Linked DNA regions of Homo sapiens: region 1 is linked to region 2. A link is an interaction called in ENCODE POLR2A ChIA-PET data of the cell type or tissue named here. Cell type or tissue: B cell. All regions are shown on one strand. Each heading gives the region's core, and the rest is flanking DNA. Links, peaks and the distances in the headings are about the cores only.

Evidence for each region. Peaks named below come from ENCODE experiments on the same cell type or tissue, not always from the same donor. Only the 100,000 strongest peaks of a DNase experiment are listed, where the experiment ranks them.
Region 1: POLR2A ChIA-PET joins it to region 2 with 6 read pairs; 5 of 35 experiments call an interaction of 5 or more read pairs at or near these places.

What each region holds. Positions count from the first base shown.
Region 1 is chr1:32,045,719-32,051,104 of GRCh38, reverse strand. It overlaps a transcript of KHDRBS1 not described here. Among named protein-coding and RNA genes, the nearest start is that of TMEM39B, 25 kb to the left of the region's middle. In B cell, for the core only: no CTCF peak of the experiment used is centred there; no DNase peak of the experiment used is centred there.
Region 2 is chr1:31,926,106-31,931,491 of GRCh38, reverse strand. The region is part of intron 1 of PTP4A2 (protein tyrosine phosphatase 4A2); the gene reads left to right. Among named protein-coding and RNA genes, the nearest start is that of PTP4A2, 9.6 kb to the left of the region's middle. In B cell, for the core only: no CTCF peak of the experiment used is centred there; a DNase peak (open chromatin) is centred at 2,576; H3K4me3 peaks cover 2,169 bases; H3K27ac peaks cover 4,603 bases.

The DNA.
Region 1 (5,386 bases), core at 103-5,102, 120 kb before region 2:
CCAACATGGCAAAACCCCGTCTCTACTAAAAATACAAAAATTAGCTGGGCATGGTGGTGGGCGCCTGTAATCCCAGCTACTTGGGAGGCTGAGGCAGGGAGAACTGCTTGAACTTGAACCTGGGAGGCAGAGGTTGCAATGAGCCGAGATTGAGCCACTGCACTCCAGCCTGGGTGACAGAGTGAGACTCTGTCTCAAAAAAAAATAATAATTTGAACCCCCACCCCAGGCCACACACACAAAAGTTAACATAAAATGAATCATAGACCTAAATGCAAGAATTAAAGCTGGGTGTGGTGGCTTACACCTGTAATCTTAGCACTTTGGGAGGCCGAGGTGGGTGGACTGCCTGAGCTCAGGGGTTCAAGACCAGCCTGGCCTGGCCAACATGGTGAAACCTTGCCTCTACTAAAAAATAAAAAAAATTAGCCAGGCATGATGGCACGCACCTGTAGTACCAGCTACTTGGGAGGGTGAAGCATGAGAACTGCTTGAACCCGGGAGCTGGAGGTTGCAGTGAACTGAGATCATACCACTGCACTCCAGCCTGGGGGACAGAGTCAGACTCTGTCTCCAAAAAACAAACAAACAAACAAACAAACAAAAAGAACTAAAACTAAAAAACTGAGAAAGAAACAAACAGGTACAATCCTGACCTTGAATGAGACAATAGTTTATTACCTATGACAAAAAAGAAAAAAACAGATAAACTGGACTTCAACAAAATGGAAAATTTTGGTGATTTAAAGAAAGTAAAAGGACAACCCACTGAATGGGAGAAAATATTTGCAAATCATACATCTGACAAGAGTTTAGCGTCCAGAATATATAAAGAACTTACAACTCGCTAATAAAAAGACAAATTATCCCATTTAAAAGTGGGCAAAGTATTTAGATAGACATTTTTCCACAGAAGATATATAATTGGCTAACAAGCACATGAAAATATGCTCAATGACATTAGTCATTAGGGAAATGCAAATCAAAACCACAGTGAGGTACCACTTCACACCCACTAAAGATAGCTATAATAAAGTAAATGTTGGTGAGGATATGGAGCATTTGGAACCCTCATATGTTGCTGGTAGGAATGGTACAGGCTCTCTGCAGAAAACAATTTGGCAGTTCCTAAAAAAATTAAACAGGCCGGGCGTGGTGGCTCATGCCTGTAATCCCAGCACTTTGGGAGGCTGAGGCAGGTGGATCATGAGGTCAGGAGATCGAGACCATCCTGGCTAACACGGTGAAACCCCGTCTCTACTAAAAATACAAAGAATTAGCCGGGTGTGGTGGCACGTGCCTATATTCCCAGCTGCTTGGGAGGCTGAGGCAGGAGAATCACTTGAACCCAGGAGGCGGAGGTTGCAGTGAGCTGAGATCGTGCCACTGCACTCCAGCCTGGGCGACAGAGTGAGACTCTGTCTCAAAAAAAAAAAAATAAAAAATAAAAAAATAAACAGAGTCACCGTATGACCCAGAACCCAGAAATTCTTCTAGGTATATACCCAAGAAACTGAAAACATGTCCACACAAAAACTTATATACAAATATTCAAAGCAGTATTATTCATAATAGCCAAAAAGTAGAAATAATCCAAATGCCTGTCAATGGATCAATGAATAAATGAAACGTAGTATATGCATACAGTGAAATCGCATTTAACAGTAAAAAAAAAAAAAAGAACAAAGTAGGGATACATGCTACAACATGGATGAACCTTGAAAACATCCGAAGTGAAAGGAGGCCAGTCAGCTGAGCGTGATGGCTCACGTCTGTAATCCCAAACTTTGGAAGGCCAAGGTAGGCGGATCACCTGAAGTCACGAGTTCGAGACCAGCCTGGCCAACACGGTGAAACCCCACCTCTACCAAAAATACAAAAATTAGCCAGGCATGGAGGCGCGTGCCTATAATCCCAGCTACTCAGGAAGGCAGGAGAATCGCTTGAACCTGGGAGGCGGAGGTTGCAGTTGCAGTGAGCTGAGATCGCACCACTGCACTCCAACCTGAGCGACAGAGCAACACCCCGTCTCAAAAAAAAACCAAAAAAACAAAAAAAAAACAAAAAGGAAGCCAGTCACAGAAGACCACTTATTGTATAATTTCATTTGTATGAAATCATACAGAAAGTGGTCTTCTGTGACTGGCTAAACCCTTGGACTTAGCCTTCTGGAGGCTAAACCCTTGTCATCTTTAGAGACAGAAAGCAGAGTAGTAGCCTACGGCTGGAGGGAATAAATAGATTGGTGGAAGACAGATAAAAGGCATGGGGTTTCTTTTTGGAATGATAAAGACATTTTAAATGGGCCCTAGTGATGACTGAACAACTCTGTATATACTAAAAACCACTGAATTATACACTTTAAGTGAGAGAACAGTATGGTATGTGAATTATATCTCAATAAAGTTGTTATTTTAAAATTCCGCCAAAACTCTAGACTTCTTTGCCACTAGGACAGTTATGTCTGTCCAAAAAGAATCACTTAAAAATGCTAACATGACCTTTAATTTATACTAACAGAAGCTAACCACAGGCTGCAAACTGGTAAGCTAAAGGCCACATCTGGCATGCAGCAAATGTATTTTATTGGGACCAATAGTATTTTAAAAACTTTCTACCCGGGCTGGAGTACAGTGTTGTGATCATAGCATACTGTAACCTTGAACTCCTCGACTCAAGTGATCCTCCTTCCCCTGCCTCCTGAGTAGCTAGGATAAGAGGTGCAAGCCATCATGCCCAGCTAATGCCCAGCTAACTTTTTGTAGAGACAGAGTCTGCTATGTTGTCCCGGCTTGTCTTGAACTCCTGGCCTCAAGTGATCCTCCCAACTCAGCCTCCCCAGGTGTTGGGATTACAGGCATGAGCTGCCATGCGCAGCCAAGAAAATTTTTAGAGAAGGGAAAGACACAGTAATGAAAATGATCTTCAAATACCTGAAAGGATGTTGCTTCAGAGGTCCAAAGCAGATTCAGTTTAAATTACTGAGGTACAGGTCTCATTCAAAATGAGAGATAAAATACTTAGAGCCATCTCTAATGAAATGGGCTGCTTTTGGAAGTAATGTTTCCTATGACTAGTATGAAGTACTATGTTACATGCTATAACCTGGATGAACCAAACACTATGCAAAGTCAAAGAAGCCAATTCCAAAAAGCATATATTATATGATTCCATTTATATGGAATGTTCAGAATAGGCAAACCCACAGAAAGAGTAGTGGCTGCCAACAGCTGGGGAGAGAAGGGAGTTGGGAGTGACTATTAGCAGATATAAGATTTGTTTTTAGAGTGATGGAAATATTCTGGAATTAAATAGTGGAAATGGTTGCACAGTATAAATATACTAAAAACTACTGCATTGTACACTTTAAAATTGTAAATTTTATGCTATGTGAATTTTTCCTCAAAACAGAAACAAAGGTAGAAAGGGACCAAATGAGATACTTACTAACTCTGTTAGGATATTATGATGCATACAGTGATAAATGTCAGGTATTATCATCAACTTCATTTGATGATAAATGAGGCACTGAAAGGGTTTTGTTTCTGACTAAGGTGACAAAGGCTCACATGAAGCAGAGCCAGGACAGATACCCAATCTTGCCTGTCTCTAAAGCTTACAGAATTGTAATAAAAGTTCACAGGCTGGCCGGGTACAGTGGCTCACGCCTGTGATCCTAGCACTTTGGGAGGCTGAGGTGGGCGGATCACTTGAAGCCAGGAGTTCAAGACTAGCCTGGCCAACATGGTGAAACCACATCTCTACTAAAAATACAAAAATTATCCAGGCGTGGTGGTGTGTGCCTATAATCCCAGCTACTCCGGAGGCTGAGGCAGGGGAATCGCTTGAACCCGGGAGGTGGAGGTCGCAGTAAGCTGAAATCACACCACTGCACTCCAGCCTGGGCAACAGAGTGAGACTCCACCTTAAAATAAATAAATAAAGTTCACAGGTAGTGAGTGATAGAATTTTACAGAAAACACTTGGATCAATGGGCGAAGCTACATGTCCAGAACAGGCAGAACACCAGCAGGCCTAGGTCCACAAACAGAACCTGCCTTTCCAAGCACAGTTCACAGTCCAAATGAAAGGTTTCCCCAAACTTCTAATCCATTTTTCTTCTTCAGACTACCCTAGGAAGAGTTGAGACTAAATTCTCTGCATTCAGGGATTCCCCACGCTAAATTTCCTAGCCATTCATGTGACCAACATCAAACGTAGGACTTGCCAGGTGCCCAGAATCTTGTTCAGTACATATGCCCCTCTCTTAAAGCTTCCAGATCTCTCACAGGCTGAGAGGCAGGCTTGGAAGAAAAAGAAATTCCAAGAAGCCAAATTTCACTGTGAAAGGTTCTATATGCGTAGGGCTTACCTAGTTAGGCCTTTCTCCTCAGTGTCATCCTAATCCTAACACCTCAGAGCAGAGAAAAAATCAGCCAGTTAGTTGCTTAATGGCTTCAATTAACAGGAAAGCTCACTGTTGTCACAGCCCCCAACTACACAAACCAGGGAGTCAAACTCCACATCCTTTCTTCTATACCACAATTATCCCTATGAAGGACCTCCTAAGTATAAGAAATATCCTTTCCCAGCCGGGTGTGGTGGCTCACGCCTGTAATCTCAGCACTTTGGGAGGCCAAGGTGGGTGGATCACCTGAGGTCAGGAGTTCGAGACCAGCCTGACCAATAAGGTGAAACCTCGTCTCTACTAAACAATACAAAAATTAGCCAGGCGTGGTGGCAGGTGCCTGTAGTCCCAGGTACTCGGGAGGCTGAGACAGGAGAATTGCTTGAACCCAGAGGCGGAGGTTGCAGTGAGCTGAGATTGCGCCACTGCAGCCAAGCCTGGGTAATGGAGCAGGGCTCCGTCTCAAAAAAAACAAAACAAAAGAAAACCAAAAAAACCAAAAAAAAAAAAGAAATACCCTTTCCCTAGATTAAGGACAGTATAGTATAGGATTAAGATGACAGGTTTTGGCAACAGAAATCTTGAGCTTGAGTACCAGCCATACTAATTATGGGACCCTGGGAAGTTACTTAACTTCACTAGGTCTAAGTTACTTCTGTAAAATATGGATATTACTGGACAATTGTTTCTGGGCTGCCCAGCATCCATTTCCCTTTCCTAACAACTCACCAACTGCCTTTTGAGGAACTGGTTTTTCTTACGCATGTGACTCAGCTAATCCAGTCTGATATTCCCTCTCTAAAACCTGAATCTTGAGTAGAGGCAGAAAGAGACCCAACATAGTTTGAGTTGTGCCCAAGGAGCCAGTCCTTGTTTCAAGATCGTTCCTGTGGTCTACCACTGTTGTCCCAGTTCCCTGCAGCCACTACAGTTCCCACACCAGATTTTTTATCCTTCGCACTGAACATTGAGCCCTTA
Region 2 (5,386 bases), core at 285-5,284:
ATGGCAATATTTGCTCTTTTTCTCAGTGAGCAAAGAGTTGCTCTCTTACCACTACTCTGCTTTGAAATTCCTAAGAGCTTTTATTGCATTTGAATTGGTCTGAAATTCTCAGCCCGGTCAAGGCTTCTCCAGAGTTATCTAACCAAAGACTAAGCACCTTTCTCAAGTCACACTACCATGGTTCCTTCACTGTTTCTACCAGTTTTCTATTATAAAAGTTTTACCTTTCTTCAGAAGTCTTAATCCTACTCCATTCTTCTCACGCTTACTTTGTATCTTTAAAATTTGTGGTGGTAATATGAAAACTTAATACCAATCAAGCATTTTTCACCCACGTTGATTCTTCTAGGAGCTTGATCCTGGATAGTGTTTGTATGATGTGCACACGTCTCTGCAAATGCTTGTTTGAAGATTGGCTGTGCTGCATTTTGGTATAATTGGGAGGTGACATATTGTCCCTTATCTCAGTAAACATTTGGAGGAAGAGGACGAGAAAGATTGAATTTTGCATTCTTTAATTGGGAAGAAAAGGAAGGTGAATCCATGTTGAGCTGAGCTAGTGAGTAAAGAATAACTTCTTGACATGGCATTATAGAGTTATTTCACCATTTTTATTTCACGTTAATATGTAGTATGAAATATTTACTTTCACTGTGTGGTTTTTAAAGATCGTAATGTTACTGTGTTTTGTGAAAGGATGCCATTATTGGACAATTAGTGGATAGACAGTACATTTTAAAAGGCCACCAGCAGCTTCAAATAGAATGATTTGGATTCTTGACTGTTTATCTTGTATTGTACTCAGTACACAAACATATGTCTGTGAACTATAATGTAATTTATAAAAAGCAAGTTTAGGAGAGGAAGTGAAGTGTAACTTACCCAGTTATAGGGGAAACTTGGATCAGAGTGCCTGAACAGCAGAAACATTTCTGGGGCTCAAACAAAATAATTTATGTTGACAAGATGTATTTTGGGATGTTTTTATTCTGTGTCTTGTCCATAGAGAGTTTCCCTCACTCTCTTTGGGGATTAATACTGGAACAGGACCTTTAAATACGCTCAATACATTTGACAAAATGGGGAAATGAAAAGAGTTAAGTTGACCCATAAACTACTAAGTTCTGAGATATGGTATTTTTTATTTTTTTTTTGAGATGGAGTCTCACTGTCGCCCAGGTTGGAGTGCAGTGGCACAATCTCGGCTCACTGCAGGTTCCGCCCCCCCGGGGTTCACGCCATTCTCCTGCCTCAGCCTCCCTAGTAGCTGGAACTACAGGCGCCCGCCACCTCGCCCGGCTAATTTTTTGTATTTTTAGTAGAGACGGGGTTTCACCGTGTTAGCCAGGATGGTCTCGATCTGCTGACCTCGTGATCCGCCCGCCTTGGCCTCCCAAAGTGCTGGGATTACAGGCGTGAGCCACCACGCCCGGCCCGAGATGGTATATTTTAGGTAATGTGAACAGTAGCCGGAAAGTTTTTGCTTTGCATGCTACTCCTGTGCTGTAGGTTATTTTGAAAGGTGATTCAAATAACCTTTCCCAAGTATCTATTTTGCAACCTCAGGGAACTTGCAGCTGTTACAGCCATTTTAACTGTCCTGATATAGCTCAGAAAACATTTCAATGTGGTGTTGACAGGCTGACTCCAGGTGTTCTTTTGGATTTTTACTACTGAATTTGCTTTATTACAATTGAAGTTCAGAATCTTAAATTATTTATTAATGAAATTATTGATTCAATGGTTCTTGGGTTAATGTACATACAGTGATGTTGGAAACTAAATTAAAATGATTAAGACTTAAATTGTTCTCTGGAAAAATTAGCCTTTTGAGATTAAAGAAGGAAGGATGGGAGGAGGAAATAAAACAAATGTTAGGATTTAACTTTCTGGGGAAGCAACTGAATTGGAGATAGTTCCTATTCTTAAGAAGGTTACCAAAGTTATTTAGGAAAAGAATGTGCTTAAACTTTATAATAAAGGGGCTTGGGAGTCTTAAAATGCACATAAACTGAAGTCTTTAAACATAAACCCCATAGAAAAGATAGCCATGATACTTTTGTCACAAAAGTATGGATGAATAGAATCCATTTAGTAAAACTATTTAATGTAATTTTTAAAAGATTAACTGAAAACAATTAGATTAATACTCAATATAAGGATTGTGCTGTTAGGATTTTTTAATGTTATTACCAGTGCTATTCCAATACTTTTTAAAGAGAAAGTCGGCGTTGGCCATAGTGCTGTTAACCTGCATTTAAATTTTATTTATGAAAGGAAAAATACCAATTTTAGATAAGAGATTCATTTTGAGAATTGGAAATCTTTAGAGGAAAAATGGAGTACAAAATTGTAAAGTAAATATTTTTAAGTGTGGCCTGAAAATATTTAATGCAATTTTTGTCTTATAGTTATTTGTAGAGGTAGAAATTACTAGAAAAGGACAACCGTTAATCACCGGGGTACATGCACATCTAAAACCACTCCCTTTTCATTTTGGTGGGAACAGGGCCCACAGGACTTCAGTGAATAACTGTCACTGTTCTCAGAAGCAGGTGCGATTGTTGACTAATTGCTTCCCTTATCTTTCTGAGTGGCTGGCCATGTATCTTCTACTGGTTTTGAAATGTTAAGACATTTTCCCACCATCAAGGTCATGATTTCTTTTTATAGAACTGATTATTGATTTCTGTACTGGGACTTGAGTCTCAAGTTCCCTCCTTAAATGAGGAAGTGGAAAAGTGGGAATAACCAAGGGAGTAACTATGAAATTTTTTTTTTTTTTTTTTTTTTTTGAGACAGAGTTTCACTCTGTCACCCAGGCTGGAGTACAGTGGCACGATCTTGGCTCACTGCAACTTCCGCCTCCCAGGTTCAAGCAATTCTCCTGCTTCAGCCACCTGAGCTGGGACTACAGCCATGCGCCACAATACCTGGCTAGTTTTTGTATTTTTGGTAGAGACAGGGTTTTGCCATGTTGGCCAGGCTGGTCTTGAACTCCTGACCTCAGGTGATCCGCCCATCTTGGCCTTCCAAAGTGCTGGGATTACAGGCGTAAGCCATCGCGCCCGGCCAAAAAATTTTTTTTAACAGTAAAAAAAGCATCTTATTTTTGGCTTATTCACTGACATTTTGGATCCTTATTTGTGTAGAATTGAATTGATACCTCTTTATCACCTTCCTAGGACTGTAGTTATTGTGGGTAAGGAGGGATATTAATATTAATATTATATTGTATATAATTATATTATGCTATATATTATATTATTATATTTATATATTATAATATATAAATATATGTTATAATATATATTTGTTATATATAATATAATATTAATTTAAATCTAAGTTTCAAGGACTAGATTATTTTAGTTTGATAAATGGAACAGTAGAGGGATAAACAAAGGTAGGTAGTGCAGAGGATAGATAGAACTGTTGTTCTATCTACTTGATTTGGGAGTAGGTTATAAGAGATGAATAAATTTTCAGTTTGAGACCAGTTAATCAGAAGATGCGTGTTTACTAATTAAACGCTTTACTAATTAAAGGTGAGGTTTTTTAGTTTACAAGTTTTCAGACACTTTTTTCCCCCAAGTGGTCAAAATACAATAGGTACAGTAGCATTTTACAGAGGACTTTCCCTACTACTTTGATGGTTGAGAAGATTTTACAATCTATTGTCTGAATAGCCTCTGAATATTAAGTTGGACTCCACAAGTTCTGTAGTTACTCAGAGCCTTGACTGTTTTTCATAAACTCTATATCCAGTCTGTGGACAAATCCCACGTCAAAGTGTATCTTGAAACTGACCCCTTCTTATCTTCCCTACTGCTGTTACCCTGGTCTAAGCTACCATTATATCTACTTGTCTCCTTGCTTCCACCCTTACCATTTTTGTAATGTTTCCACATAGCAGATAGAGTGATCCTTTGTAAAACCTAAGTTATCACTCTTTTTTTCTCTCCTTTTTCAGCTTTTATGTTAGGTTCAGTGTGTACATGTGCAGGTTTGTTACGTGGGTAAATTGAATGTCGCTCGGGTTTGGCGTACAAATGATTTTGTCACCTCGTCACCAGTTAGCAAGCATAGTACCTGATAAGTAGTTTTTCAAGCCCCACTCTCCTCTCACCCTCCACCCTCAAGTGGTCCCCAGTGTCTGTTGTTCCCCTCTTTGAGTCTATGTGTACTCAGTGTTTAGCTCCCACTTATAAGTGAGAACATGCGGTATTTGGTTTTCTGTTCCTGCGTTAATTCGCTTAGGATAATGGCCTCCAGCTGCATCCATGTTGCTGCAAAGGACATGATTTCATTATTTTTTATGGCTTTGAGTTGTCACTCTTGAGTGAAACCCTTCATTGGCTTCATTTGGAGAGGCATCATTTTCTGAATAAAAGTCAAATGCTTTTAGTGGCCTATAAGGCTCTCTTTTATTTCTCTGACTCTATTCATTCCATTGTCCTCTCTGTTCCAGTAGCATTGGTTCCCTTGTTCCTAGCATACTCTAAGCTTGTCCCCACCTCATAACCTTTGCAGCAGTTAATCCTCTGCCTAAAATGCTCCCCAAATACCTGTTTGGCTCACACTCTCAGCTCTTGGATAAAAAGTCACTTTTTTCAGTGAGGCCTTTCCTGTTAGCCTTATTTAAAATTGGAACCCCCCTCCCTCTGGCACTGCTAATTCCCCTACTTCTAATTTTTCTCCAGAGCAGTGACATTTTTATTTCTTTTTTTCTGCCCAGTAAAGTGTAAGATCCATCCCAACAGAAATTTTTGTTTTGCTTATTGCTCTTGCACCTGTAAGAGTATGTGACCCATAGTACATGTTCTGTAAATATTTGAATTAATGAAAGAATTTGAGGAAAATGCCTAGCTCTTCAGGAGGATAAATTCTTTACTGTTGACAGATTAGATTTTTTATACTTATTTTAAGGGGAAATAAAAGTGGCTATTGACATGAAGGGAATTTGCTTTAGGAAAAAAATGTTGCAAGGTGTTAGTTGTATATTACATTATTAGGCTTTCATGTTGACTGATTGTTGAAACCAAGCTGACTCAAATTTGCATTACTTCCTGTAAAATTTCTGGTAAGAAAAGTAGCAGTAAATATATGCATACTCGTTTTTTTTAGACCTTTGCTTTTAGACTGTATTTCCTTAAATCTAGAATTCTTTTATTGTACCTTTATATTTTAATGTGCTGTTTTAATTTGGTGAATACTGGCGTAGCTCACCAAATTAGAGGGTTTATTGTATCATTTAATTTGGAAATGTAAAGGGATGATTTCTTAGAAATCCTGATGTGAGTGGATTGATAGGAGAGATAAATATATATATATATATATATTTTTTTTTTTTTTTAATTTTTTGAAACGGAATCTAGCTCTGTGG